Regions from separate parts of the Mus musculus genome. Here regions 1, 2, 3, 5 and 6 are each linked to region 4. A link is a loop called in an ENCODE intact Hi-C map of the cell type or tissue named here. Cell type or tissue: left cerebral cortex. All regions are shown on one strand.

Region 1 (5,000 bases), 92 kb after region 4:
AAATTGTACTGGCCCCTGAAGGGCATCATGACTGCCATTTGTCAGATGCTAGAACCTAGGCTGGGAGAGGGCAAAGGTTAGCAGCTGGTAAGTGCAATGCCAGTATAGAAAGCCAGGTTGGTTTTGACTTCAAACTTAAGTATTTTCTACTACCCCCAAGCTGTTGTCAAGAAAAGGGCAAGCAAGAGATGCAAAGAAACTCATTTTCAGTTCTGAAAGCAATCAAGAGACTTTCCGTAAAGAAATGGCCTCCTTGTAAGCAGGAGATATCTGTGAGAAACCGCTTAGGCTATGTTGACAGCCCTCCTATGGGAAAAGCACAGGAAGTTTTGAGGGCACACAATGGTGTTATTAGAGGACAGAAGCAAACCTTAGTACATCCAAGCTCATTTCTTCAAATCTAGCACAATGACAGGCAGGGTAGCCAATGGGGGGCATTTATGCTCTGTTCATCTTGATCCAACAAATAGGAAGGCATGTAACACCTGACTGCTGAGCTTCAAAGAATGCATCATTCTCTCTGTGTTCTATTTTCCTTTCTGTTGCTGTGATAAAAGACATCGACCAAAAGCAACTTAGGGGGAGTGTATTTCATCTCAGAGGTCACAGTCCATCACTGAGGAGAGTCACAGCAGAAAGATCCCCAAGTGGGAACCTGGAGCAGAAATCTGGGAGGGATGCTGCTTGCAGGCTTGCTTGCAGGCTCATGCATAGCTAGCTTTCTAGCCCAGGACCAGGTGCCTACAGAATGGCACCACCCACAGTGGGCTAGGTCCTCCAACATCAACTATCAAGTCAATGCCTCCACAGACATAGGCCCGTCTAATAGGCAATTCTTCTCTTAGCTTCAGGCTATGTCAACTCAACAATCAAAACTAACTAGCACACCCCTCTTAAGTATAGAGGGCAGTGACTATTTATTTATTTATTTTTATTCATTAATTTTGCTTTTTCATGCAGCTAATTTTTACACAAGCAGGTTTTCCAACTCTCCCTGTACCTATGGGGTGTGTTTGATTCTGGGGTTCAGCAGTAGCAAACCCATTGCAGCCCCTGCTGTTTTAAAGCCATGGCCAACATTCCAATATGACCCATAACAGAGTTTACATTTTTGTTTCCATCTGTGTAGCACTCGGGCTATCTCAGTGTGGAATTTAGGCATAATTTTGAAACCTTCAGCTGTAGGTATTCAGCAGACCTCGGTAGACGATAAACTAAGACAAGTTCAGAGCACACCATGATACCTGGTATGATGAGAGCATCGGGGTGTGTGGCAAAGAAGGTGAAGAGAAGACGAAAAGGTTCGGCCACGGGGTGAAATGGAGTGCTTACAAGGAAGGCAGAAAGGTTGGATTTGGTGTGGGAGAAGAAAGTGGATGAAGTATCTCAGTGAATGAAGATGTGACACGGTACTGTCTAAACCCCAGAGCGAAAGAACATGGCGGTTAGTTTTCAGTGCTGTCAAGAATGGGCTGAGCAGGTAGAAAGTGGGAGTCGGCAACCAGAGGTTGAAATGTGTCACACAGAGATTTATTTTTGACCGCCAGAGATAGGGAAGCCAGGGCAGGAAAGAGATTGGGGATCCACACTCTTATTATAGGGGCGGCACACCTTTGAAGACCTCTGGGGAAAGAAACACTGGTGGAGATCAAAGGCTCAAAGAGGGACTTTTCCAGAAATGGCCAAGGTGCTAACGGGAGATTGGTGAGATGGAGAGGGGTTAGAGTTCCTGGGTTGGAGGGAAGCATATAAAAATGCTGCAGAGCAGGGCACTTGCCCCCTCTCCCTAGTACACCCACAGTTGACCGCAAAGTAGCTTTCTGCTCACCAGCCCATCTTGGGCTCCTATGCCTGCTTCCTTCTTGGGCTGTAGTAATACCTTCACATCCTCTACTCTCCCTTTTCCCTTTCAACAAGGAAGGGTGGCTCTGGGATGCTTAGGTTCGAGTCCCAGCCCTGGCATGGATGCCCACTGTACTGTCCATCTGGTTGTCACTGCAGTCCTCAGCGAGTTCCTTCTGTTACCCACCCCCACCCACCCCCCCGCTGCCGCAGGCCAGCGCCCCTCCCGGGCGTGGGATTTCTGTGATTTCCCCCGCCTTTGTTTCAGGGTCCCCTGAGACACGGACACCCAGTGCCTTCTCTTGAGATATCTGAAGATTCTTGGTTGGGGTCTAGGAGAGGACGGGGATGCCTGCGGTGCATGGACGCTCCTGGGCTACTGGCGGGGGCCGGGAGGAGGGAGCGCAGCGGGAGCCGCGGGGGCAGCGCTGCAGAAGGGGAGGAGAATAGGGAGGAGCTGGGGGGCCGGAGGGCGGGGAAGGAGGGGTCTTAAGGGGCGGCGAGCCCAGGTCGGACTTCCTCGGAGCCTGGTGATAAGCGACGCTCCCACCTTCGCCTCTAACTCGCTGCCGCCACCCTGCCCAGTGTCCTCCGGAGTCCCGGACCCGAGCACGGTGAGCGCGGTGCAGAGGCCGGGCCGCTGCGGGCACCGAGGGTGCTGGGAGGAGGGGGATGAATCTGTGGGACCCGAAGAAGTTTCTAGGGTCTGAGCGGGGCCCAGCGCCTTCACTCTCACCCTCTTCTCTCTTCCGCAGATGTGGAAACGATGGCTGGCGCTCTCGCTGGTGACCATCGCCCTGGTCCACGGCGAGGTAGGTGACCGGTCTCTGGGGTTTGCGCCCCAGCGGTCGAGTGTGCACTCTAGGGATGCTCTCTGGGGGTGGGACTGAAGGTCCCCCAGCCTTACGATGGAGTGGGATTCTGGCACGCTAGGAGCAGAAATTCTACCTAACAAACTTAGATCTCAATTCTTGAAATAGTTTGGGCCAAAAGCTGGAGCCCCACCACGCCTAATATGGAGGGAGGCTGGGGAGTGGGGAGAGAGGACAGACTGGGTGGATAGGAGCAGAGGCGGCGGCCAGAGCAGCCGCAGAGTTCAAAAAGGCGCCTTGAGTTCTGTTCACTTCAGAGGAAACAGAATAGTTACGGACTTTTTCTTTCCAAGTCTTTCCTAGCCGGGGGGGGGGGGGGGGGGCACTTAAAAGTTTTTTTTTTTAACAGCAAAATGAAATTTCCTTTCTTCTTCATAGAGTGAATTGAGATTTCCTGAAATGCATTTTCTTCTTTGTAAAATGTCCTGGATTTTTGTTGTTGTCATTGTTATTATCTGGGCCCTATAAGAGTCTTTTATAATCCAAATTTCCCCTTAAACTCGGTTGAGCAAATGCAGGAATCTGCGGCTCTACCCTTTGGGGGCCTCTGGTTTCCAGCTAAAATATGTAGAGTCTCTCTCTCTCTCTCTCTCTCTCTCTCTCTCTCTCTCTCTCTCTCTTGTTTTCTTTTCAACTCCAGTGACCTTCCTGAGACACTACAAACAAACCAACAAACCCTATGGCACAAGCCCCTCCATTAACTCAAAGGTTTAGGGACAGAAAATAAACAATTCTAAATTCCCTGGGCTCCAGTCTCCAGAAAAGTGAGGTCAGAAACTAAACATTTGATAATTGTGGCAGGAAATGTGGAAAGAATTAAAACGCATGAGAGAGAAGAAATGGAATGCACATTACAAAAGAAATAGCTCCCTGGTGGGTGGTTTATAGCCCCTCAGAGTTTTTCTTTCACTTTACAGTTTAGCCCCACCCTTTGCATCACAGCTTGAGTCAATCCCAGAATTAATAAATGCACACAGTCTTCAGGACTTTAAACACACACACACACACACACACACACACACACACACACACACACGCACACACTGTACTGGTGTGTGTTCCTTTAATTCACTGTATCACTGATTGAGGTAGAAGCAGTCTATTTTTATTTCTAGAGAAATAAAAGCAGCAAGTATTTATTAGGTAGCTACTACTTGTATTAAGATTCTACTTTAATCATAGGGGAACTGAGTCAGGGAAGTTTGTGCAACTTACAAAATAAGTTATAGTAGTGAGGGCAAGATGCAAACCCAAGCCGTCTGGCTCCAGACTCCAGACAATTCATCACTACCTGGCCCGCTTACAAACATGAGGGCTTAGGATTTTACCAAGTGTTTTGTGTCTGCTCGGATCACTTCTAGCATTTCTTTTAAAGCCTCTCAGCCCTGTGAGTTGGGCTTTGTTAGTTCCGTTTTACAGAGCAGGGAACAAAGTTAAGGAAACTCATTAAATGGCCCGTGTTCAGATAACTGATTAGCTTTGGAAGTGGATCAGTATGTGACCCCCTCCCTCTACCTTTCAGATACGCCTTGAGCCCCGTTTGCCCCTCAGCCATTTTCTTTGAGTGGAGGAAATAGCCTCGGTTTTTAACTCTGGTTAAAGAATGCTCCTCCATCCTTGTGATGGCCCTCAACACCGTTAGCCAGTGGCTCTCACCTTTAATTCCAACACGTGGGAAGCAAAGGCAGGTAGAGCTTTGTGAGTTCAAAGCCAGCCTGGTCTACCTAGTGAGTTTCATAACAGCTAGGGCTAAACAGTGAGACCCTGATGATTAAGATGATGATAAAATAGCCAGGCAGTGGTGGCACATGCCTTTGTTCCCAGCACTCAGGAGGCAGAGGCAGATGGATCTCTGTGAGTTCGAAACTAGCCTGGTCTACAAAGAGTTCCAGGACAGCCAGGGCTACAGAGAGAAACCCTGTCTTGAAAAACCAAACCAAAAAAAAATAATAATAATAATTAATTAGTCAGTCAATAAAAAGAGAGCTACTCTTCTGTGATAGATGAAGTGAATTCCTGGTTAATTTCTCAGCCAGCTTAGGAATTGCCAACCACTTTGTGAAAAGACAGAACCGTTTGCAGAAGTAAGGAATCTGTGTCTCATCAGCACGAGACTGTGAGTCTCAAGGTCTGCGATCTGTTCTAAGTAACCTACTCCTCACTCCAGCCTCCTCATCCCACTGCACAGCAGAGAACAGCTCACTCCAGGTAGTAAGGGCCCCTCACTGCAATTTCCCACTGGAGCTCTATGGAAGAACATTCAGTTCCCAGGAAAAACCTGCAGAG
Region 2 (5,000 bases), 300 kb before region 4:
AGTATTGATTGGCAGTACAGCTTGTTATAATTCATCAAATAAACTTAAGTTAATAAAACATCACATTTATTTGTCTTAATTGATTTTACTGGAGTATAACAAAAGACTTTTGTTTCTAGAGAACTACTGCTCTCTGGAAACTAACATAGAATTCCTGCCAAACAAATCACATTGCATTCGGGTAATCACATTATTACAACAAAATGAAGTATAATAAGGTAAAATATGAAGTGAGGATAGATCAGAATGTATTTTCAAGACACAAATCAAGAAAGTAAGATGCAAGGAATGAGTACCGGGGATGGGAAATGGCACAAAATTCAGAAACACAGAGCAAATAGGATCTGAGGATTCAGATGGTCGAGGGAGGCTTGGTGGGGAACAGAATCTGGATTTACACTTCAGTTTTAGCCACAATAAAAAGATAAAAGTGTCCAGAAGGTGCTGATGTCTTATCATTCACAAAAGAATCTTCTCTGCACACTTGATCAGTAAGCCTAAAAGAAGTCCTCATCCCAATGACAGCTCTAATTTTGCTTTTTCCTTAATCTACTTTATATATCCATTATAGACTATGCTACCTATAATATAGTTACATAATCACTTTTTAAATTAACTGTAGTCCTAGTCAAATATACTATTGTGTTTTCCATACTTGGTGTGACTGCAGTACAATTACTGCATAGCTAATACAACTGTCTAACCTCATAGTTTATTTGAAACTTATTACCCTAAATATAAAGTATATTATAATGGCTATATTTGTTCTACAACAAACAAGGTATCTTTTCAACTTCAAAAATATAAATATTTTATCACCCCTCTCACCCTGTGTATTCTCTTCACCGTCTTGTCTTCTCAAATTCTAATAAGCTTTCTTTCATATAAGGAAAATAGAAATATTTATTCTCATACTGCAAATGCAGGAAACAAGGTTCCAAGAAGAAAAACATATCTTGCCCGTGATAATATGGCTGGCAAATGGCAGGGCTTAAAATGTTTAAAAAAAAAAACTTATTCATAGGCCATTGTCCTTCCTACCATGCCATATGTATCAGACATAGACCATACTTAACTTCTGCCACTTGTCATGACCACTCTTTTCTTAAGAAACTTGGAGGTAACCGTGTGCTGCACTTTATTTCCAGCATTTACACATACATACCTCTGAATTTATTTCATTTAAAAATTTCTCTACTTGCTTTACAGCCTCTACTGTTCATCATCCATCTGGTTTGAGTCTACCTGCTCTATACTAATTTTATCTGAAATAAAATTCTCCTGCATCACTATCACGTTCATTACTTGAGGGTATTAGGATTTTTTTTCAGAATATGGGAAAGGAAATAGAAATAAATAATCAAGACATGATTCTCCTGTGTAGCAATTCAAATTTGGCTTCCAGGGCTCTTTCACATATTTGTTTCAGAACCGCTATTAAGTTCTTCCTTAACTGATATAATATCTATTACTTCATATTGTATTCAAATTTCACACAATTGATTAAATCTATTTAATTCTAAATAAACTTGGGCCTTAAGTAAACTAATAACTATAGATTTGATGTTTTTATAATAAACTTTCTAGGAAGAGCTGAGACAATGACTGAAACTTAACCTGATTTTTCTTATTATGTATTTATATTATGTATTCAATCACATTTATAAAACTATATTCATTTATATCATACAAATGACTTAAAGGTGGTTTTTTTTCTCATATAAGTCATATCAAAATTACACTGAAAGGTAACACCCAAAAAGAGCAATGAAGAAAATATACCATCTCATAAAGTAATACTATAATATCTTTATATAGCAATGTTACATTTTTTTTTTTTTACTATTTCTCATCTTCTTTCCCTGTCCAAAATTCTGCTTGTTCATTGGAAGCTCAAAATCAAAGTATAATGGCCTAAATGTTTTCCTCTGAATCAGAACACGTTGCTTTGCTTTTCTGGGAATTCTGAGTTCTCACAAGAATTGAGCCCATAGGATTTGTATGCTTATCAAGGGTCTAAGATCCCTTTTTTTCTAATATCTAGAATTTTAGAACACTGTCACTGGGCACATTAATCTATTATCTACTTAATTCTAGCAACATGTTGAGAGCCTTATTCATTTTACAACTAGACAGAGAAAAGGAATAACAGTTTCTCAGAATGAAAACCCAGGAAGCCAAATGGCTGTCATTTCTCCTTCAGTTTAGTACGTATACACAAACGTATTTTGTCCACTTATTTGGCTTTAACACCTTGGAAATACTACTTTTTGTGTGTCTTTTCCTTCTCTTTAAAATACCATTGTTGCTTATAAACCGATGCCAAAGTTAATATCTAAAGTGTTTTTATTCATTCAAATCAACTTAGTACTAGGCTCTTTGATACTGACGTCTCAACAATTTCCAGCCCTGCAAATGTATGTGTGTGTGTGTGTGTGTCTCCTTGTTTCTTCACAACAGTAAAGTAGAAATATAACAGGCCCTAAAGCCAATTCAAAACTTACCTTGCAAATCTGGAAATAGTCTGAAGTCAGGCTTTCCTGAATTTCCTCTCTCGGAAGCCCTGCAGTCCCTCCTGGATGGACAGAGCCACTTCCAGCCCCACCACTGTTACTGCCACTGCTGCTACCACTGCCAGGGGAAGAGGCAGTTAAGCCATCCAAAACTTTTCGGAAATTAAACTTCTTCATTTTAAACACTGTCGAAAAATTAAAAGGAAAAGAGAAGTGGTCACAAACATGGAATTTTACGGGGCAAAAGCCTCTATCTTTTCATTAGTCAAGGCAGGAGTAGCTAGTCCCCATTTTATGAGCATTGGATGTAATCGACGGGGAAGAGGGGTTCGGGCTTCATGTCCTCAAATTTTAACTTTAAAAGGGATATCTTTATAAGATAAAGAGAACACAACTCCAAGAGCAACAGTATTCCTTCCTTCGCACATTCAGATTTTCAAGGGCTTTATCCCCAGCTGTAGCTATGCTTTATCAGCACTGGGGTAAAAATAAAAGGCCGTGTCATCATCGTCATTAGCATTATATCATCATTATTATACAATCAAACCAGAGCCCAACAGACCAAGACCCTATGGACTGTTCTGAAAGGGGGGCTTTCCTTCTTCAGGGTCAACTCATAAATTTTTATTATCGGAAAAAACGATGTTGTAGGGGAACCAGTATTTACTCTTCCACCATGTTTGGGGCTCCCCCCCACACAATCCCATCATCTTCAAAGCTTCCTTTTTCTCAATAGAAACTAGGGGACAGGAAAAAAAATGGCTTTTTTCCATCCCATATACCCAAAAACCTAGACCCCAAAACATCTGCGGTGACTCACGGCCACAGCCGACGGGAGGGGCGAGCGGGGACCGCCTGCCTCCACCTGTCCCCAGCTCCTCTCTTCTGCCCCTCTCCCGCCTCTGGTCTCCCGTGTCCCCTCCCCGCCCGGCTCCCCCTCTGCACAGCAGCGGCTCTCCGGGGGATGTGAGGCGGTGACGCCTGCGGCCCGAGTCCCGCCTCAGCCTGCGGGGCGCGCAGAGCTGGCTCTCTCGCTCCCTCCCAGCCAAGCAGGGCGCTGAGGCTACCACCGCGGGCTACGAGCCCTGGAGCCCTCACAGACAGCCGGGAAGCCACACGCACCTCAGACAGCTGCGCGGGCGCGCTCTCCCTCTTGCACAGGCACACACACACACACACACACACACACACACACACACACACACACACACACACAGGCGTGCGCACAGGTGTGAGGGCAAGCCGCGATGGGACAGCACGGGTGTCCCTGGGGACCCCAGACTTAGCACCTTCCTCAGACGCCACTAGCCGCCGGCCAGCCCGTGAGGCGGAGGGCGCGGAGGCTGCAGGCTCACAGGCGGGCGAAGGTCCAGCCCGGATCCGGCCGCTTCTCGGGTCCCTCTGGTCCTGGTGCCTGGCGCTCTCCGAGGTCCTAACCGAGCGGGCGGGTCTGTCTCAGGCTCCGCCCCCGCCGTGGGAGGTAGGCCCCGCCCCAGTCGGCCCGCACCCTCCTCCCTCCCAGACTCTCGCGCCGGGGGCGGGGCACTCTGGGCACCAGGGGGGCGGGACATCCTCTCGCCAATCACAAGCTCCACTGACCTAAGTCTTAGGGATTCCAGGCAGGAAAGAAGTTTGGGGATAGGTCAGAGAAAAAGCCAGTGACAGGAGGAGGGGATCATTTAGGAAAGTAGGTGATGTATTTGATTGACAGCCATACTAGCCAGTATGCCTTGGCGCCGTGCTTTGGGGGCTGTAATTGGTGCTACCTGTTGAAGGACGCAAGTGTGAATCAATAGAATGCTTGCAAGCTTGAGAACTTGCGCTCCGGGAGTCCCAGGCTGCAGAAAGGGTTACCTTAGGTCGTGCTCTGGACTGTATTGTGGACCCGGCTTTTGGACCGGGCTTATTTTGCAGCCTTCCCCCACCCCCCAGCACCCCTTGAATCTATTTCTGCTCACCAGGGCCAGGTGCATCTAATAGACGATCTCGCTGCCCTGCTATATGCGTTGAACGTAGATTTGTAAATAATCCCTACAAACTGTTAGTTCTCTCCATTAAGTCATCTGTACCAAAATGAATTGGTTTTCGGTGGAAATGTTGGCTTCCAAATCTTAAGGAAATGATTTGCCTACTTTATACAGCCTATGGAAATAGACCAGCGTTCCCCTTCTCCACATAGACAAATTAAATTTTTGAGGAAACATTTCTCTCAAATCATGACAAGATGCATCTTAAGCTTTTTTCTCATTTGAATCATTTTGGAAAATACTCTATTCCATACAGGAAAAAGAAACATCGCACCATTGTGAAGAAGGTGATGTAGTTCTGAGCCCTGACTGGCTTTTGGTAAAAGGCTCAAGGTCCATAACTAACTGTACACTTTAATCTAAGCAACAGGGATCATTAGAAATCGTCCCAAATATTTACTGTCCTACATCTTAGGTATGAAACACCACTTCCAGACCCATCCCTTTCTCTGTCAGAGAT
Region 3 (5,000 bases), 130 kb after region 4:
ACTCGGGCACAGGATCGCCTCTACTGGTTTTTTGGGTTTTTTTCCAAATAACTTTCTTTTTTATTTGCATGCAAAATAATAATAATAATAATAATAATAATAATAATAATAATAATAATAATAATAATTACCTGTCTGTAAAACCTTGGGCTGAAGATGATCTGTTCCTTGGTTTGTAGAGAGATAGAATGGTTTATTGGAACTAGACTGAATTTGACAGCTGGAGGCTAGGGCCAGGGTACAATGAATGTCATCTTGGGGCAATCATTATGTTAGGATCTCAGATCTGGAAGGGCTTAATGTCAAGCTCCTTTGAGAGAGAGAGAGAGAGAGAGAGAGAGAGAGAGAGAGAGAGAGAGAGAGAGAGAACAAGAAAAATAGCCCACCAAGATTGCCAAGCAGTGCTTAAAAGCATTTGGTGTCCTTCCAGAGGACCAGAGTTCGGTTCCCAGAACCCACATGTGCTGGCTCATGACCACCTGTAACTCAAGCTCCAGGAGACCCAGTACCCTCTTCTGGCATCCTTGGGCACCCACAGGTTATCCTCATACAGATGCACACACCACACACACATACACACACACACACATCAATTTTTAAAATAAGTTTAATTGATTTAAAAATTGCTATGCAATCACACAGCATCGTTAACATGCAAGAGCTGAAAGTTGTCAACTGGTAAAAGGCATTCATTGGCCCAGAAGAATTTGTAGTGTGAAATTAGCCATGAGACTAACTCTTCAAAGTCTAGCTTGTCATATGCATTCAGAAGACAACATGGAGACAAGTCAAAGGTGGAAGATCCTAGCTACAAGTTCCTAATGCTTTTCTATTGGAGGCTATGTTAGTTTATGTCGACTTGACACAAGCTGGAGAGGAGGGAACCTCATTTGAGAAAATGTCTCCAGAAGATCAGGCTGTCAGCAAATTTGCTTAATTAGTGGTTGATGGGGGAGGCCCCAGCCCACTGTGGGTGGTGCCATCCCTGGGCTGGTGGTTCTGGGTTCTGTAAGAAAGCAGGCTGAGCAAGCCATGAGGAACAGGCCAATAAGCAGCACTCCTCCATGACCTCTGCCTCAGCTCCTGCCTTCAGGTTCCTGCCCTGCTTGAGTTCCTGGCCTGACCTTTGATGATGAACAGAGATGTAGAAGTGGAAGTCAAATGAACCCTTTCCTCTCCAAGTTGCATTTGGTCATGGTGTTACATCACAGCAATAGTAACCCTAACTAAAACAGCAGCAGAAAGCTTGTTGAGTTTCTATTTATTTATTTATTTATTTATTACTTGTTTATTTATTTATTTATTTATTTATTTATTTTAATTGTTGATGCTTGGGGGATTTTTGCTTTGTTTTGTAGTTTTGGGTTTGTTTGTTGTTGTTGTTGTTTTAGACAGTAATCTTGTTATGTAGCCCACAACAGCCTAACTCAATATCTTCATGCCTCAGTCTCTCACGGGCCACCATACAAGTGTTTTGTTGGCTTTTAAAGCTACATCTAGGTATTCATGCTTCAAGAACATAGCCGCAGCCGGGCATGGTGGCACATGCCTTTTAATCCCAGCACTCGGGAGGCAGAGGCAGGCGGATTTCTGAGTTCAAGGCCAGCCTGGTCTACAAAGTGAGTTCCAGGACAGCCAGGGCTATACAGAGAAACCCTGTCTCAAAAAACCAAAACCAAACCAAACCAAAACAAAACAAAAAGAACATAGCCCCTATTAATACTTCATCCATCGTGAGTACATTCAGGTCTATGTGTCTGTTCACACATTTGTAAGAATGGACATGCCTGAGACCTTGTATGGAGACTGTGCACAGGCCAATGTGGTTATCTTTCCCAAAAGTCATTATGACTGATGACAGTGTAAACAGTGTAAATAGTGAAAGAGCTGCACGCCATCCCTGTGCCAGGCCGTGCAGCTGGCCCCTCTGCCTGCAGCACCCTCTCTTGGCTTTACTTGAGAAGGGACTGTGGAGACTCAGGGACTAGGTCAACTTGTGTCCCTTTCGTGACTTGCCTGTCGCTGGTGCTTCCACGGAGCTTTTCTGAGTCCCAAATACTCCTCATTTGTTACATGCAACTGAAAATGCCAACACCTGAACAGGAATGGTGAGCACAGATGTCTGCAGAGGCGCGCACTGTTGTGGGTGCTGAGTTAGCATCAGTATGTCAGCCCGTGGCCTAAGGCCTTTGCAACCCCTGACTAGGTTACTACCTTAGACTTTCTGGCCAGAACCAGCCACTCCACAGAAGCCCACTTATGACTCTAAGGAACTTTCCAACAGCCTTAAGGAATGGCTCCAATACTTTGGCTTCTCAAAGATGTTGGGGTTTAATGGACAGCTTTGAATGGCACAAAGAAATGCTTCCCTAGAGGAAGTGCCCTTCATTTTTGACCTTGACGTCTGTAATCAAGCATACTCACTGTGAGGAGGTGACGGAATGGCTTTGAGCACCACAGAATAGACAGCCTTCCCACACTGGCAGATCCTTCTGCCTGTGTCCCTGGCGGGTCTACCCTCCTCTCCCTCACGCCTGTATTTCTCACTGAAAGGACAGAGCGGGGCTGCAGCAGCCAGGAAGGCTCTTCTGCAATGCGGCTCAGGGCTGTGTGAGACAAAGAGAGAGATTGCCACCTATTGACAGATATATCACCTGCAAAGAGACCGCTTATATAACCAGAGCCTCCTCCATCTCTGCTGTATGAAAGGCCCTCCAGGGGTTGCTGGGCCCTTTGCATTTTGCATCCTGTCAGTTCGGCACTGGCGTACCTTTCCACTGTCAATGAGACAGGGAAGAATGGGGACATGACAGTCCAAGGTGACAGTGACATCATTTCGCAGGGGAAACTGAAAATAAATCACCCCCTGTAGTGACAGTCGCTTCCTGTTACACAGCACATGGCGCGGCTCAGTTAATTCTCAAGACAATTCTAACCTTCAATGTTTTATGTCTGCACCCAAGGAAGGGGGTTGCAAGAGAATACTCGTGGCAGATAAAGAAGGGGGCTGGGTATGAGTGCTGCATATGGGATCTAAACGCCTTACACTTGCTATTGTAACATCCATATTCCCATTATAGTTTCCCTAACCTTAATGCATACGGATGTAAGAATCAACCAAACATAAAGGAATCATTTGCCTTTGGTTGGAGGAACATCCAACTCTATCGCTTTTTGTTACTGGGCCTCTCAAGTCAGCTTTCCTACCTGTAAAAGAGGGATAATATGACTCTGGAATTAGGAACATATAGAGCGCTTAAGTAGCACCAACCATAGTAGGTCACTTTGAGGGAAGCCAGGTGTTTACAAATGGATTCTTAGTTACCCGTGGGCTGAATAGAGGTTTCTCTCTCTCTCTCTCTCTCTCTCTCTCTCTCTTTTTAGTTTGGGGAACTTAGGCAAATTATTTGACCTTTTGGGGCCTCAAATTGCTCGTTTGTAAAATGGAGCTAATAATCATATGCATGCTCTTCTCAGGTTAGCCATGCAGTAAGGTGAAATGCTGTGTGTGAAAACATTCACGTTTTTAATTGCACTCTTCAAGTACTAGTTGTTAGGGTGAAAGAAAAAGGTGTTCTCCTCCAAACATAACGTCAGTGAGCTACCTGTGCAAATGACTTGGGTTGAATTCAGATTCCACATAATAGTGTTTATTAGGAATATTTACCACAGTAGGAGAGAAGAGGGGGTAGCTCATTGGGTAAAAACACTTGTAGCCAGGCCAGAGGGCCAGAGGTCAATCTCTGGAACTCACCCGATGGAAAGAGAACCCCCCCCACACACACACACACACCCAAAAAGCCATCCTCTGACCTCCACAAACTTGCCCTGACTGGTGTGCCCCTCCCACACACCAATAACTAAACAATAAACATGCACATGAGACAAGATGAGGCTCTGAACTCGGCAGGATCTTCTGCAAGCAGCCCTGTAAGGTGTCCCCTTGATCATGCTCGCCCCCTCCCCCACCCACCATTTTCTCCTGCCCCACAGACGAGGAGATGTGTAGTTTAAAGGATCAGAGGGACTAGTTAAGTACACACTGGGAACATTTGAGTTTTTCCTTGAATGCAGACATATGCCAAAGCTCACTGATTTGTGCATTTGTGTATCTTCAGCTCCTGTGATAGGCCCAGGGGTTAAAGTGTTCAGCTCAGGGAAGTTGAAGAGGCCACTGGAATTGTCTTTTATAACAATCAGCACTGTCTTTTTCTATTCCCTTCTGGCTCTGCTTTTTGCTCGGAGACACAGCTCCCACAAGAGGGAGAGCCCTGTCTGTCTGAAGAGTTTGCTCAATTTTATTCCCCCTCTCTGTTTAGGAAACAAAGATCTAAATCCATCCTCCACCCTTCTGGGAATTACTTCCTCTTTTCTTCACTGTCTGCCAGCTTTTTTGAATTCTCCTTAGCAACATTTTAAAAAAAAAAATTAGTTTAGCAACAGCATTTAAGCCAATGAGATCTGAGCATGCAAATGAGTTCTAGACCAATGAGAGCTCTGCATGGCAGGCAAGGGGGCTTATGGGAGACAAGAATAACCTGGAGTTTGCAGAGCAGCCTCCAAGTGGCAGCAGAGCAGCTATTATGGACCCATCACCTCTCAAGCCTCTACTTTGTTTCCGTGTGTGTGTGTGTGTGTGTGTGTGTGTGTGTGTGTGTGTGTGTGTGTGTGTGTGTGTGTCTGGTTCCCCCGTTTAAAACATTTACTGTTACAGTAAGCCTTGTAGGTATGAGTTCTTTAGATACACTGTAGGCAAGGGCTGGAAATGTGGACTTTGCTGTTACCCAAGTCATTCGTAGGCCTCTTCTGTCTTTGTTGTTTTGTAACCAGCTCCAGCCCAGTCGTCTAAGGCCTGGAAGCCTTGGGTGATTCAGCCAGCCCAGCCTGGCGGAACAGAGGCCCCGGGGGAATCCCTGTCTTTGTTTATCCACCACTACCACAGAGCTGGGGGGTGAATGTCGTGGGAGTAAAGGAATGTACCACCAACAAACTGGTCCTAT
Region 4 (5,000 bases):
AGCTTGCGGCACCCAGTGGGGGGAGGGGGGAATACAGAACCACCCTTTTTGTTTTTTTACCAAGCTCTTAATATATAGAGACAATTTTATGTCAAGGACCTGGTTACTTGAACGATCATCTCCCTGAACCTATGAAGAACCTTGGATTATGGTTCCTGGGGGTGGTGTGTGAAGCAGACACTGAGAGGGGAAATTTATAGTACCAAATAAACAGTCTACAAGCTTGGAACAGGGCTGTGCGCTCCATAATTTCCCATCTCTGACTGAAACCTGCCCCCTGCTGGCCATGATCGGCAGGCATCCATAGCAGGGGCAGTTGAGTAGGTTTCTTCTACCTTATGACTAACAAGTTAGAAAATGTTACAATCCATTCAGCTATTGCAACACAGACATTTCATCTTGCTCAGAGCATTTATCTTTTGCCTGTTTTTTACCCCCTTTCAACCGAAGCAGAGCTTGACTAGTTTCGGTTGTGAATCTTTCATTGGCAATAAATATTATTTGTATTTTGCAGTGTCTGTCAAGGCCATTCTGCTCCCATGGACTCACAAGTCCCCCAAATCCTCTTCTACGGTGACAATAAGCAAGGGCTATTCAAAACGGGAGGTATAATTTGGAGGCTGTCAATTTGCCAGGAATTTTGCAAAGGTGTCTTGCAGATAGAATAAAGGGTCCCCTTGACTTCTGTGGAATATGCGCTTAGCTTAGCCAGATCCCTGCAGAGTGTCAGATGTGTTGGGATCCCACGAACACATGACAACACTTTTCTTTTTTTTCTCCTCCTACATCAACACCCTGCAAGCAGACCCAGAGCACAAAGTCAGCCCTGGAAAGAAGAGGAGCCAGTGTCAACCAGCTGGATGGTGAGAGGAAAACGTGGAGGTTGGCAGAAGGACAAAGGAAAGGCGGCTACCTCGTCCTGAGGGAACGAAAGAGCAAGTGGCCATTTCCGGAGAGCTGCACTGCTCCCTGCAAGGCTGTGAACCAATGGTGGTTTGCCTTCAGGTTAACAAAAGAAAAGGAATCCTTTGGATGTTTGCCCAGAGCCTTTGAAAATAACCTCATGCTACCACCCTGAACAATGTTTTAGGGACATTTAGGGACCCTGAAAGAGGCATAGCTCTTTTATGAAAGGAAAGTTGCTTGTTTTGTTTTGAGACTGGTTCTCACTTTGCAGACCAGGCTGGCCTCTGCCACTGTGCCTCTCCCGGTAAATTGCTAATTTGTGAAGAGGAGGTTTTGAAGAGAAGGGGAGGGGGCATAAGACGGTCCATTCGGGGGGAACAAGCATCCTAGTCACACATCTGAAAATCTGCCCCTCCTTCACGTGATGCTCATACCCTCTGCCTATTGCCCAGGGGTCTCCCTTGCTAACCCAGGACCACTCCCCACGGGTGTGGCTGCTCCAGTCAACAGCTGCTAGCTCCTATATTCTGTTCCTGTTGCTTCAACGCTGGAGGTCCTTCTTTGTCTCTCCCTCAACCGCTGCCTCTGGACTTGGCATTTCTCATACAGAAGGCTAGCCTTTGTGTCCTTTAGGAAGGACAGGGCTTCTACCTTGTTTAATATCAACCTTAAGGAGAGGAGACGAGAGAAGAGGGGGAGAGGCCGGGAAGGAGGGGGAGACAGAGACAAAGAGGGGGAGGGGAGAGAAAGGAAGAGATAATGAGGAGAGGGAAGAAGGAAGGGAGGAAAGGAGGGAGGAGAGACAGACAGACACACACACACACACACAGAGAGAGAGAGAGGGGGGAGAGGGAGAGGGAGAGAGAGAGAGAGAGAGAGAGAGAGAGAGAGAGAGAGAGAGAGAGAGATTTTTTCTTCTGTCTTTCAGAGAACATTCTGCTCTTGCTGTTCTCAGTTCTTCCTGTCTTTTGCAGAGCTTAAGACCGAGGGGAGAGGGAAGGAAAGGAGAGCCGGGTGCGTCTTCGCTGCTATGGAGTTGGATGGCTTATTTTGGATGGCTTCCTATCTAGACCCGGCAGGCCCGCCCCCTAAGCAAAGAGGCCTTGTTTAATGCCAGCGTCACATTTGAGGCAAGAAGATGAAAGTTCAGAAAAAGTCCCCCTTTTTAGGAATTTTTGCAGCACTTTTATTTGCGTGACACATATTAAAAAAAAAAAAAAAAAGTCTGTTCGGCTACCCTCCTGCATGCCCTCCCATTAGCATGGCCCCTTCATAACTGCCTCCTCTGGGCCTTGGGACCTTGGCAATCAGTCAGGGCATTTAAGCTCTGGCATTAGGCAGCAGGATTTGGAAAAGCCAAGACCTTGGGAAAGAAAATAAAAGTCTTAAGTGGTCAAAGCTGGGGTTACGTAATCCTATTTCTCTTGGGATCCAGATGGTAACGTTCTTCAGGGCAGCCAGTAGGGGGAGCTCAGGACGTTTATCAGAACTCCAGCGATCCGATGGTCAGGAGCCAAGTCAAGGCACAAATAAAACAATGAACCTTTGTGGTTTCTCTTCAGCTCTTAATCCCGAGAGGCTTCAACCCGGACAGCCTGATTCCCACCCTGAAGGACCCAGCGACCTTCTCCCAGGACGCCTTAATAGGTTTTCCGGAGTCTGTAGACTCAAATCCCCCGCCCCCTCCTCCTAAGTCTCTCATCGGTTTCCCAGGCTCTTGTGGGCTCCGTGCCTTTCTTTTGTCTTCCTGACTTTCTTGTGTCTAAGTTTCTTTCTTGTTTCTCTTCACTATCCTCGAGTCACTAGTAAAACCTACGAAAAATGCAAGGGGGTGAGCCCACCCCCAGACAAATACATCAAAGCCCCGCACTTTGAATAAAATCTAAAACACGCTGGTAAGCAAAAATGGCGAAGTCCGCCACCACGTGGCCGTGAGGTCGCATCTTTCAAGTCCTTGTCTTTGCATAAGCGGCCCTTTGCTACCCCACAGTGACTTCGGTCTGTCTCTTAACTTCCAGGACTGGGTCTCCTGGGTATTTTAGAGAAGGCACTGTCAGCTTAAAGCGGATAACTCCAGTTGTGGGGTTTCTGATTTTTGAACAACAGTCTCCTGAACAGTTCCAGAGCACAATGGAATTTTTAGAGTTAGGGACTGCTGTGATCCAGATAAGAAGTGGAAAAGCAGTTTTGCTCTCTGCCTAACTCTCCCTTGATCTGTGAGGTTCAGGTTCTCTGGGTGTGGGGGGGCCAGAACTTTTTCCTTTTCATTTGTTTTGAGATAAGGCCTCATATAGCCCAGGTTGGCTTGAACTCACTGTGTATCCAAGGCTATCCTTGCATTTCTGATTTTTCTGCCTTCTCCTAAGTGCTAGGATTAAAGGCATGTACCACACCCCAGGCCAAGTACCTACCTTTATTTACAGAACATTTCTCTTGGGGAACCTTGTATTTCTCTTCAAACTTGCAATTACTTGTGTGTGTGTGTGTGTGTGTGTGTGTGTGTGTGTGTGTGTATCTTTGAAGAAAATAGAGATTACATTCTCTTCCTGGGCTTTTAGACCCTAGGGAATCTAGAAAACATGGCTAAGCATGTTTGTAAAATGCCGGAAGATTGTATGCCAGTCAACTAGCAGAAGCTGCTTGGCCTGAAGCTCAAAGAGGCACTGAGGAGGCATGCTCTCTCTCAAATCTGATGCTGTGGTGGTGTGACTATTGTAGCCTCCTAATTGATGGCTCTCCTAATTGATGGCCCTCCTAATCCCATGGCCCCACCTCCCATTCCACTAATAGTCACATGAGTCCCTGAGAGGAAGAAACTAATTAGATTGGATAGGGCATGATACCCTTCGAGTTAGCCATGCTAGCTTTCTCCAGGAGCCAAGAACGGAAGGAAGCTGAGGTCTTGTCTAAGTCCTTGCCTTGCTAGTACTAGGCGGCTGCTCTCTCTCATTTCCTAGTTCCAGATGCTAATAGGGCTACGTGTAAGATCCAGGTAGGAGGTAGAGGGCAAACAGTCAATGTGACTCAATCCAGCATTAACAGCACCCTTTGCAGGGCCTTGGCCGGCTACAAAGACTGAATGAGACAGGTCTGCCCTGAATATAAATGCTCCCATTGCACACCTCTCCAGTATCTCTGAAGGAGAATAAAAGATGAAACTGCCACAACTCCTCCCTCCCCCCAGTACTGCCAAATAGGAGCATCATCAGGCAGGCTGCCTCTGCAGCACAATCCATAATCGCTCTGACTTCCAGAAGAACAACAATGAAAGTTACATTGCATTCTAAATTAAGCTTTGCATCACTCTGGAAACTAACAAAGAACCCCTTCCTACAGACTCAGCTCCTAAATTAAACATTGTGTCCTTGTACAGCTGTTTCAAATGCTGTTTCAAATTCAAAGACGGAAATGCTCCTTAGGTAGGGAAGAGAGGCGGGTCTCTAAGAAAAGAGATGGGGAAGGGGCTCCGTGGAGACAGGAGCACTGTGGTCAAGTAGTGGAGCAGCTGGGGAAAGATGTAATCAAGCAGGCGAGTGGATAAGATATGTTTCTAAAATTATGGGGTCTGGGCAAGTATAGGTCGGGCAAGGGGGCTCATTATGGCTAAATCTTTATCAGCGACTTCCAAGTGGAAACCTTGAAGGGCTACCATTTCCCACCTCTAATCAGTAAAAACCAGAAGACATAAGCAAAACTGTCGGGGGGTGGGGGTGGGAGAGCCGGGGGGCGGGGGAGCAGGTGCGGTATGTTATAAAGATTAACAGTGAGGCTACCATCTAGGTTAGAGCGTGGCCCGGCACTGTCTTGCCTCTGCCGGCATTTATTAAAGAATAGAATCGTGTTCTGAAACACTGAAGGTAATCTCTCACAGAGCGGGGATGGAGGGAGAGGCAGGCGGGGTTGGGAGGAGAAGGCATGACCGCAGCAAGCTCCCAGGGTCCTGTCTAGACTGGAAAGCAAAAGAACCCAGAAGGCAACATCTGGAGATGGAACAACAGGCAGAGGAAGAATGTGCTCGCCCACCACCGCCAGCTCACGTGCTCTCTGAGCTACCTCTGTATCATTTGTTTCACGAGCTTGTACTTAGCTCTTTC
Region 5 (5,000 bases), 820 kb after region 4:
TATACCTGACAGCTGCTATGTCACCAGGTCCATCCTAAGAGACTGATTTAGGGGCAGCAGTTAAGAGCACTTATAGCTCTTGCAGAGGACCCAGGTTTAATTTATACTGCTTCCAAGGGACCTAATGATACATACATACATATATATATGTATGTATATATATATATATATATATATATATATATATATATATATATGAAATAAAAATAAATAAATATCAAAACCAAAAAACAAAACAACTTCATTAGGGCCTGGAGAGGAGACTTGAGCTTGGATGCCCAGCATCCATATAAAAAGTCAGGTGTGGCAGCATGTGCCTGCGCTCCCGTTCTGGGGAGGTGGAGACAGGGGACTCCTGTACTGGGGAGGTGGAGACAGGGGACTCCTGTGCTGGGGAGGTGGAGGCAGGGGACTCCTGTGCTGGAGAGGTAGAGACAGGGGACTCCTGTGCTGGGGAGGTGGAGACAGGGGACTCCTGTACTGGGGAGGTGGAGACAGGGGACTCCTGTGCTGGGGAGGTAGAGACATATCAGCCGGGCATGGTGGCACATGCCTTTAATTCAAGCACTCAGGAGGCAGAGGCAGGCAGATCTCTGTGAATTTAAGGCCAGCCTGGTGTACAGAATAAGTTTTAAGACAGCCAAGGGTATACAGAGAAACCCTGTCTTGAAAAAAAAAAAAAACAAAAAAAAAAACAAACCTGTAAAGTCCATAAATCTAGCTATGCATGATATATCATGCTTATAATCTTAGCACTCAGGAAATCAAGGATGATAACAAGGTCAAGTCTAGCCTAGCCTACAGAGCATCTCAAACCTCTCTGTCCCCTCCCTCCAGAAAAGAAAACCGTAATTTACAGTGTCTCCCAACCCTGACAGAGTGGTCGGAAGGTGGGTGGGTAGGAAAGCAGAGAGGAAGGGTAACCCACTCAGAAGAACGTCAACGGGAAAACACGAGGATGGCAGGACTAGACTGTCTTTGTAAGCGCCTTCCCAAAAACCGAGGCGCAAGGATGTCAAGGCAGTGTCAAAAGCACTGCAGCAAAGACAGCTGGGGACAGGATGACTGACGGGATGTTCACATGACCTGTCTACTTCATCACATGGGAAAGAGCTGCAATGGAACTGAACAGAGAGCCCCATGACTATGTAGCTCTGGCTGTCCTGGGTTCAATCCTCTCAGAACCTCTCCCCCCTCCAATAAGGAATTGAATAGTCACAGCCCTTGTTGACATAAGACATATATCTTTTAAAGTCTCGGAGGACTAAATTTGCTCTTTATAGTTATTCTCTTTAGTAGACAGACAGTTAGGCTAAACCAAGTGAACACTTACCCCAACAACGCTCCAATTATACTACCAGCCACCAGGCCTCGAACACCTAAGTTTATTCTGAAAAGACCTCCTGTGACAGCTATTAAAAAGGGGAAAGAAAACAATATTAAATCATCTTTAGATGCTGCACTTCTATTTTCTCACAGTAAGAACACAGACCTCGGGCTGGAGAGATGGCTCAGTGGTTAAGAGCACCAACTACTCTTCCAAAGGTCCTGAGTTCAAATCCCAGCACCCACATGGTGGCTCACAACCATCTGTAATGAGATCTGACGCCTTCTTCTGGTGTGTCTGAAGACAGCTATAGTGTACTTACATATAATAAATGTTTAAAAAAAACAAAAACAGAAAACAAAAAACACAGACCTGTAAGTGAGCTTTCTGAACCCAGCATGAATGATGTAGTAACAGCCATGAAGGTAACTTTCTGCCTGCTTTACAGTCAGAAAGAAAACATTTTGTAAGTATGAACCCTCAGTCCCTCCTATGGCACTAATCCCAGTCTTTTCTTTCCCATTTCTTCTTAAAAGTTGACAGTTTATTTCACCTTCCTCCACACCTTTCACCTCTTTCATCCCCCACATCTCTGTTCCCCTACCAGATAAATATCTCTGTATAGATCTGGCTGTCCTGCAACTTGCTCTTTAGACCAGGCTGGCCTCGAACTCACAAGAGTTCTGCCTGTTTCTGCCTTCCAAGTGCCCGACCATCGACAACAAGCAACAGTAACAACAAAGCCCTTCACCTGCCCCAGAAGACTATGCCTTCTCCTAGCCTCACTGGTCTGTACTGCTTAGGGTACTAAACTGTGCATCAGGCAGACCTGCAGAGGCAGCATTTAGCATACAGTGCCACCTGCTGGTCAATACACAGAGTGCACCTCTTCTCACCAGAATTCCAATTCTAGGACACAGCTTTATAACCCATGCTGGCTTCAAACTCAGCAGGGAGCTGAGAATGACCTTGAACCTCTGACCTTCTGCCCTCTACTTTCTTATTTCTGAGTGTACAGTAGCCATGCACCACCACCTAGAGTGTGTGTGGTGCTGAGGAATAAACCCAGAGAGCAGTGCATAGGACGGGAGCATTCCACCAACTGCACTAATACATCCCAGCTATCTTTCCTCTTTACAACTAATGCCATCTTAGGTGGTAAAAAACTTTAGGTGTTTAGTTTGAGGTTTATACTTCTATTTAACTATTATATATTCATTTACTTTTTCTATACTGATCTTGTTTCAACTGTCTTCCTTAAAAAAAAAAATTTATAGCTGGGCTGGTAGTACAGAACTTGGGATGGCTCCAAGCCAGAAGCACATGGATTTCTGAGTTCGAGGCCAGCCTGGTCTACAGAGTGAGTTCCAGGACAGCCAGGGCTACATGGAGAAACCCTTTCTTAAAGAACAGAAAACAAAAACTGTTTTCCACACATTCTGCTACTCTCCAGCCCACACTGCACTCAAGCATGAGGCATCTGCTGCCCCTACCTTCCAGTCGCTGAGTTTACAGCTATGAAGACACCATGCCTGGACGATGCTTCCCTCTGCTTGCTTAAATCTACAGTTGAGTTCTTTAGCAAATTTTTAATACTTTTGTGAGTGTAAAAATGTACATTTGTGTTTGTGTATGATGCACGTTCATGTGCATGTGTGCATATATACCACAGCATGTATGTAAAGTTCAAAGGACAACTTCAGATATGGCTCCTCATTCTCAAGACGAGGGTCACTCTGTTGTTTTTCCACCCTAACTGTCCAAGGACCCCCCGTCTCTACATCCCATCTCCCAGTGGGAACGCTGGAATCACAGACACCTATGCTGTGTATCTAGCTCCCACAGGGTTCTGAGGATTTGAACTCGGGCCCTTCCATCTGCATGGCAAGTGCTTTGCCCACTGAGTCCTAGCCCTAGTCCTGCAGTGAACTGTTACTTAACTCCCACCGCTGCATTAGCAACACCAGCTACTTTGACTACTGTCTAATTTCCTATCTTTATCTATCTGTACGTGAAGACTCATTACCATTACACTTTGACATTACTTGATCCTTTGTCACGTCTGTCCAAGAGATAGTTTCCTTCAGTAGCAATTTCCAACCCCCACCCCACACCCCATTTTTCCATGTCTTGCTGTTAATACTGTTGAAAATGAACTTTTTATCTTTTTGAGACAAAGGCTCATGTGGGCCAGGCTAGCGCCAAACTCTATGCAGACAAGAAAGAGTGTGAGTTTGTGATCTTCCTGCGTCCATCCTCCAAGTGCTGGATTATGGCTGTGAGCTGGGAGTCCCAGCTTGAAAGCAGACAGCCCTGGAGCTGAACCGCACCCCTCACACGCTCTGCTTCTCCAGGAGTGCCTGCCTAGATCCAGTATATATGTTTTCCTGAGGAGCACGGGCACTGATGTCTGCTCTGAGTTTTATGATTTCCATGTCTGCTTCCTGGGAAGAGTCAGTCAACAATTCCTTGTAAGCTGTGACTAAAGTGTCTACCTTTAGCCAACGCATTTGTCCGTGGCTTAGAAAACGACGCATGTAAGCTTCAGTTTACTTTATCTTTCCTGGCTTTTACTTTCTGTGCCCAGAAGAAGTTACAAGCAACCAAGAAGAGCAGCTTTCAGGGCCCACACTCGTCTTTCCTGAGCACACACAGATCCCTATCATTGCTCTCTCTGGTTCTGTTTTGTTTTTTTAAAGGTATAGAGTTTTTAGATTCTGCCTAGATTAGCCTTGAACTTGTGGCCCCAAACATCACCAAATCCTTAAGCTAACGGTGACAGAAGCCCCTGACTGTAACTGTTTTAAACAATTTCCTGGCTACAGCATTTCCTGTGCTCCTCTCTAGAGAGCTCCACGTGCCGGGATAAAAGGCATGTCAGCAGTCCTGTGCTCCATAAATGGTCTCTCACTGCTAGAGGAATGGGGCTTGAAAGAAACCCAAACTCCTGCCATGGGAAAATCTGATCTTTGTACTTCACAGCCCAGCCTCACCTCAAGCTACTTCCCAGCCTTGTGCTTGAGACAGCTCCCTGCTTCCACAGAACCCTGGGAAGAGCCCCTCTTGACGCCCTGTTTAGCCCACTGTCCTCCAGTTTGCTCCTTCCCAGTCTGCCGGTGGCAGCTTAAATGATCTGAAAGGTCTCCTCCAACATCATCCATGTCATATCCATGTCACACCTACTTGTCACTTTCTGTCACAGGATCTGTTTTTGCCCGTCCTCATGGGCAACGTTTAATGAAAGCGGAAGATCTGTCTGTTTTAATAACCACCAAGGGTCAAATATGAGGCTATTCATAAGTACATTTTGTATGAATGTTGAGAAAGATACAGTGTGAAGCCAATCAAAAAAATCTGCAGTTCAGATTCATAAATCCTATATGTTCTAAACATACTTGAAATTAAAATGTGAACGAGAATAAAACTGCCTTACCTCCTGCAATGGCAAAATGGCTCATGGCGTCTTTATTTCGATACACAGTTAGTCCAGTGTTCACTGTGCTGGGGAAGAAGAGGGAAAACCATTTCACTCAAAGAACACGCCATTCATCTCCTGGCTGCTACTGTCACTGAAATGAGTTTCAAAATATCCTATTAGAAGTAAGAAGGTAAGGCCCGGAGAGATGGCTCAGTTGTTAAGAACACTGCATGCAAGCCGAGCGTGGTGGCACAC
Region 6 (5,000 bases), 260 kb after region 4:
TACCACTAAGATGGAGAAGACAATGTAAAAACACACGTCCTTCCAGACTACCATAGTGTAGTTTGCTCTGTGACTCCTCACATTGCTCATTGCTAGAATACTCAGTAGGAAAGTAGGGTGTGGCTAGAAAAAAAGAGAGAAAGACCCTTTCTGTTGGAATTCCAACAAAATTAGGATACGAATAGCCATGCCTTGTTTGCTTCGTAATTTAATATTCAGTCATCTGTCCAGACAGCACAAGAATTCAAATGCTGGATGGGAGACAGCGGACTCTAATTTTCTCGTGATTGCTCTGTCATGAAGCTGGTAAATAATTCAAGAATATGGTAGAGTCCAGTGACAGGGCAACACCTGGTGCTGTATTGTTTATGTCTAAGTACAGACTCCAAAGACGGCACTCAGCACCTGTCACAATTGTTCTGCTTTAACCATGGGTCTAGTGTTCAGTGACTATTGATTAGTAGCATCTAATATTTGTCCAAGTTTCACACACACACACACACACACACACTCACACACACTCACACACACACACTCACACACACACTCACACACACACACTCACACACACACACTCACACACACTCTCACACACACATACACACTCACACACACTCACACACACAGATGCTATACTAGGTGCTTTCAAAAACACAAAGCAGAAATGGCAACCTCTTACATTCCTGTGACTAACCCCAAATCTATCTTTTCTATTAAAAGATGGGTTTGTTTTCAAATGTAGGGATAAGACTCAGGCATGTCCAGTCTGTGACCCGTGGACCACATGCCCCATCCACTTCTCTCTCCTCCCCTCCCTCTCTTCTGCACATCTTGCTTTGTAGCCAGGCTGGCCAACTCCTACACGCCCACCTCGGCCTTCCAAGCACTGAGACTGCAGGTGTCTGTCTTGGCTTCTCTTCTGATCACAGTATTCATATTATGAATATTTTCTGAGCGTAATAATCTCTCCTCAGTGGGTCACTCAGCCCCTCTCCCTAGAACCCAACTAACCCATGGCAGCTCCGTGATTCTGACAATTTAAAAGCCAGTACACAGAGGGGATAGGAACTCCACTGGAAGACCAATAGAGTCAACTAACCTGGACCCCCAGGGCTCTCAGAGACTGAACTACCAACCAAAAAACATGCATGGGCTGGACTTAGGCCTCCCCACACAAATGTTGTCTATGTGCAGCTTGTTCTTCATGTGGGTCCTGAACAACTGGAACAGGGGCTATCCCAAAGCTCTGGCCTATATGTGGGATACGTTCTTCTGGCTGGGCTGCCATGTCTGGCCTCAATGGGACAGAAAGCACCTAGTCTCAAAGAGACTTGAAGTTTCCGGGTGGGGAAGATATCCAGGGGAGGGGACCACCTGCTCAGAGAAGAGGGGAGGGGGTGGGGGAAGGATTGTGGGAGAGGGTGACCGGGAGTGAGCAGGATGTAAAGTGAATAAGTAAAAATAAATGTTTAATTAAATTTAAAAACTAAATAAATATGGGGGCTGAAGAGATGGCTCACAGGTTAAGAGCACTGACTGCTCTTCCGAAGGTCCTGAGTTCAAATCCTAGCTCACAACCATCTGTAATGAGATCTGATGCCCTCTTCTCGGCTACCTGAAGACAGTTACAGTGTACTTACATATAATAAATAAATAAATCTTTTTTTAAAAAACTAAATAAATAGATAAAAACCAGTACACGTTTTGGGCAACTCAGCTGTCTGGACATGGAAGGCTCTTCCTCATCCTGAGAGACAAGAGACAATATGGGCCCTTGATCCCAGAATCACCTAGGATCAAACAGAGGTTAAGCAAGGAACTGTGTGGAAAGATCTTAGGACATGAATTTGGGGGAGGGAAAAGGGGATGATGTGCCTTATGAATCAAAAGTAACATTTATACTTTAAAATGTTGCGATATTTATAAGCATATACCTACACACGATAGAATGTAACCATGTATAGCTGAGATACTAAAACCATTTTAAACCTGCGTGTGCATGTTTGTTAACCAGTCTGATTGCTTCCCTCCAGGGCCCAGTGTGGGAGCACGTGGAGTGCTGACTGCCCTCTGGTGGTGAGCCAGAATCAATTCGTTCTATGACCTGAGATGCCCACTCTTGACCATGTGCTACCCACTGGGAGCCAGGAACCAGCTGAAGAACATTTGCTCTTCAAATATGCATGATGAAGGAGACTAATGAAACAACCTTTCACTTCTACTTGGAGCCATTTGTTTTTTAATCCTGGATTTGGACTCTGGAGGCAACTCTGAGATGGAGCCTCTGGCAGAAAGACTCGAGTTGTTTCTGTGCTTCAGCGAACGGTTTGCATCCTTGACTGGGAATAGCCAAGACTGAGTAGATGCCCATAGAAGTGCATGGGGTGACATGGAGCCAGAAATCAACTGCTCTGAATTTTGTGACAGTTTTCCTGGTCAAGAGCTGGATCGGAGACCCCTTCATGATCTTTGCAAGACAACCATTGTAAGTGAACAGCCATGGGGCGTTATATAGATGCCATGGGACTAGACATAAATATGGTGATGGTGGTAGTGGTAGAGAAGGAGGAGGAGTGGGGAGGGGCAGAAAGAGGGGGGAAGGGGGAGGAGGAGGGGGAGAGGGAGGAGGAGGAGGAACTGTCCATGTAGCACAAGCATGGCCCTACTTTGGTGCCATCTATAGATCCTTTATTCTTTTGCTTGTTTGGTTTTGGTTTTGTTTCCCTGTGTATCCCTGGCTATCCTAGAACTTGCTCTGTAGACCAGGCTGGCCTGGAACTCAGAGATCCGCCTGCCTCTGCCTCCTGAGTGTGAGGGCTCATATTAAAGGCGTGATCCCTCATTATTAACCTCTCCTTTTTTTTTTTTTTCTGCCTCCAGACTGAGTCCCAGCACAGTAGTACAGCCGCCTCCCCACTGTCTCCTGCCCTCTTGGGGATTATGTGGACCTTTCTCAGCTGTGGGCTACTTCTGGTGCTCTTCTTTCTGGCTTTCACAATTCGCTGCAGGAAGAACAGGTAAGCAGCCTCCTGCCTAGAGTCTCAACCCCTATAACCAGAACTGTGAAATCCAGAATGCTGACATCATCTTGGCACCAAGAGCGGCTAGGCCTAGCTAGGGTCCCCCTACTGCAAAGCTAGTGACCATAGGGACCTTGTCTCTCATGCTTCCCACTGTGCCTCTAACACTTCAAACAGACTGACACATAATGGATACAGTAAGTGTGCTTGGTGGTCTTGGAAGAAAGGATGCTTAAATCCAAGTGGTGAGTGCTGCCAAGAAAAGAACCGTAAAGGGCATGAGTATGGGGTAGAGACCTACACGATTTTTATAATGTAAACTAGCGCCCTGTCAGCAAATTATACAATGATATCATTATCTCTCATGTGGTTTGCTCCCAGTAAACCAGTAGCTGAAAGCATTCTGGGGCAAGCTTTGTTCACTTAAACGAAAGAAACTTTGGGCTGGAGAGGCAGCTCAGTAGACAAAGTGCCTGCCTAGCATCCACAGAGCCTTGGGTTCAGTCCTCAGCATCATGTATACCCAGATGCTTGCCTGTAATCCCAGAGCTCAAGCGGGAGGCAGGACTATTAGGAGTTCAAAGTCATCCTTGTCTATAGAGAGTTTGAGATAGTCTCTCCCTTCCCAGCCAGGGAGGTGGATCAGTGGATAAAGGATCTAGCTGCCAAGCTGGAGGACCTGATTTTGATCCCTGACACCCCACATGGTAGAAGGAACTAGCTGTAACAAGTTGTCCTCTGACACCAGAGAAAAAAATTTAAACATCCCTCCCCCCCAAAAGGAAATGATGCTTTTAACTTGAGACTACCATGGAGTGTGCCCCTTTAGTTGTTAGGGTATGAAATGACACCTTCCATCTTGGGTCTTGTTCTTCTCTCGGTTGCTCTAGGCTGCTGCGTTGTAGGCTGCCCAGCAGTGAGGCCCATGTGAGAAGGATCTGATGCTTGTAGCCGTGTGGATACCTGGGACTTACTCTATTAGTCATGGTTTTCTAGAAAACCATAACTGCTGTATATATGAAATTTATTAAGTCAGAGTATTTATAAAGAACAAGATGATAAACACTGTGGATCAAAATACATTATGTGGTGAAGTAGCTCATGAAAGGAAAGATAAAATAGCCCATTTTAAAAAGTGCCATCTTGGACAATGAAATTTGTTCAAAGGAGCAACAATGCAATCAAATAATTCAGCCAGGCATGGTGGCACACGCCTTTAATCCCAGCACTTGGGAGGCAGAGGAAGGCGAGTTTCTGAGTTCCAGGCCAGCCTGGTCTACAGAGTGAATTTCAGGACAGCTAGGGCTACACAGAGAAACCCTGTCTCAAAAACAAACAAAAACAATCAGATGATCTGCTTCATTTCAGTCTGAGGGTGTGTCTGTCTGTCTGTGTGTCTGCATGCATAAGGGTATGTGTGCATGTATGCATGTCCGGTTATGTCTAGGAAGCAGTTTCCCTGAAGTCATCTACTACTATGCCTGGCTTTTACAGTCTTTCTGACCCTCTTCCTCATAGATCCATGAGCCTTGAGGTGGGGGCTTTGATATATGAGACAGCCCATTTAAGGCTAAGCCCTCTCCTCATGTTTGCATGGTGAGCAGCTGTGAAGCTCTGTATAAATTGCCACCTACAAGAAGACGCCGAAGGCTGAGTGATGTATTGATCCATGGCTGAACCAATAAGTCATTAGGAGCCATTTTATTGCTGTGTTGATTTAGCAGAATAATAGTATGGCTTTTTCCCCCCGGGGCCCATGACCTAACAATCCGTAGGTTCTGGACCTTGCTGACAGTCTCAGGGACAGGTTCCTTTTCATGGACTAGGTCTCAAATCCACTTAAAAACAGTTACTCCCATAGTGTTCCCTCTGCTGTTACACAGGTATGTCTTCTCAGAAAGCTCAATTCTGTAGCTCACAGGGTTCATAGTTAGGTTAGCTTGATAATTGTCTTTTTCCCCTGAGGTAGCACGACTAAAA

The links. Hi-C counts contacts between places; a loop is a spot of excess contacts. Peaks named below come from ENCODE experiments on the same cell type or tissue, not always from the same donor. Only the 100,000 strongest peaks of a DNase experiment are listed, where the experiment ranks them.
Region 1: a loop joins it to region 4, with 2.6 times the contacts of the local background. A loop is called at or near these places in 3 of 42 quality-filtered maps.
Region 2: it touches region 4 in a loop (5-fold over the local background); 4 of 42 quality-filtered maps call a loop at or near these places.
Region 3: it touches region 4 in a loop (7-fold over the local background); 25 of 42 quality-filtered maps call a loop at or near these places.
Region 5: it touches region 4 in a loop (6-fold over the local background); 3 of 42 quality-filtered maps call a loop at or near these places.
Region 6: it touches region 4 in a loop (10-fold over the local background); 22 of 42 quality-filtered maps call a loop at or near these places.

What each region holds. Positions count from the first base shown.
Region 1 is chr16:37,774,697-37,779,696 of GRCm38, forward strand. It overlaps Fstl1 (follistatin-like 1), which reads left to right and starts at 2,359. Exons shown (of 11, transcript NM_008047.5): 1 at 2,359-2,456; 2 at 2,598-2,654. The coding sequence starts at 2,598. In left cerebral cortex, no CTCF peak of the experiment used is centred here; DNase peaks (open chromatin) are centred at 1,972, 2,231, 2,741 and 2,831; H3K4me3 peaks cover 1,545 bases; H3K27ac peaks cover 1,461 bases.
Region 2 is chr16:37,381,008-37,386,007 of GRCm38, forward strand. Stxbp5l (syntaxin binding protein 5-like) reads right to left here and starts at 3,951. Exons shown (of 28, transcript NM_172440.3): 1 at 3,803-3,951; 2 at 2,505-2,698. The coding sequence starts at 2,690. In left cerebral cortex, no CTCF peak of the experiment used is centred here; DNase peaks (open chromatin) are centred at 2,596, 3,001, 3,490 and 4,082; H3K4me3 peaks cover 4,724 bases; H3K27ac peaks cover 1,944 bases.
Region 3 is chr16:37,809,995-37,814,994 of GRCm38, forward strand. The region is part of intron 2 of Fstl1 (follistatin-like 1); the gene reads left to right. Among named protein-coding and RNA genes, the nearest start is that of Fstl1, 35 kb to the left of the region's middle. In left cerebral cortex, CTCF peaks have their summits at 2,642 and 4,528; DNase peaks (open chromatin) are centred at 2,170, 2,624 and 4,490; H3K4me3 peaks cover 390 bases; H3K27ac peaks cover 3,463 bases.
Region 4 is chr16:37,682,503-37,687,502 of GRCm38, forward strand. It overlaps Gm35833 (a long non-coding RNA gene), which reads left to right. Exons shown (of 3, transcript XR_876061.1): 2 at 806-1,005; 3 at 1,881-2,796. Among named protein-coding and RNA genes, the nearest start is that of Gm35833, 4.2 kb to the left of the region's middle. In left cerebral cortex, CTCF peaks have their summits at 284 (motif pointing left), 2,362 (motif pointing right) and 2,562; DNase peaks (open chromatin) are centred at 273, 748, 1,474, 2,001 and 4 more places; H3K4me3 peaks cover 1,625 bases; H3K27ac peaks cover 3,461 bases.
Region 5 is chr16:38,504,079-38,509,078 of GRCm38, forward strand. Timmdc1 (translocase of inner mitochondrial membrane domain containing 1) reads right to left here. Exons shown (of 7, transcript NM_024273.2): 4 at 4,761-4,828; 5 at 1,334-1,412. Among named protein-coding and RNA genes, the nearest start is that of Timmdc1, 16 kb to the right of the region's middle. In left cerebral cortex, a CTCF peak has its summit at 2,192 (motif pointing left); a DNase peak (open chromatin) is centred at 2,193.
Region 6 is chr16:37,945,335-37,950,334 of GRCm38, forward strand. It overlaps Gpr156 (G protein-coupled receptor 156), which reads left to right. Exons shown (of 10, transcript NM_153394.2): 2 at 2,034-2,485; 3 at 2,881-3,017. The coding sequence starts at 2,390. Among named protein-coding and RNA genes, the nearest start is that of Gpr156, 31 kb to the left of the region's middle. In left cerebral cortex, a CTCF peak has its summit at 2,078 (motif pointing left); a DNase peak (open chromatin) is centred at 2,084.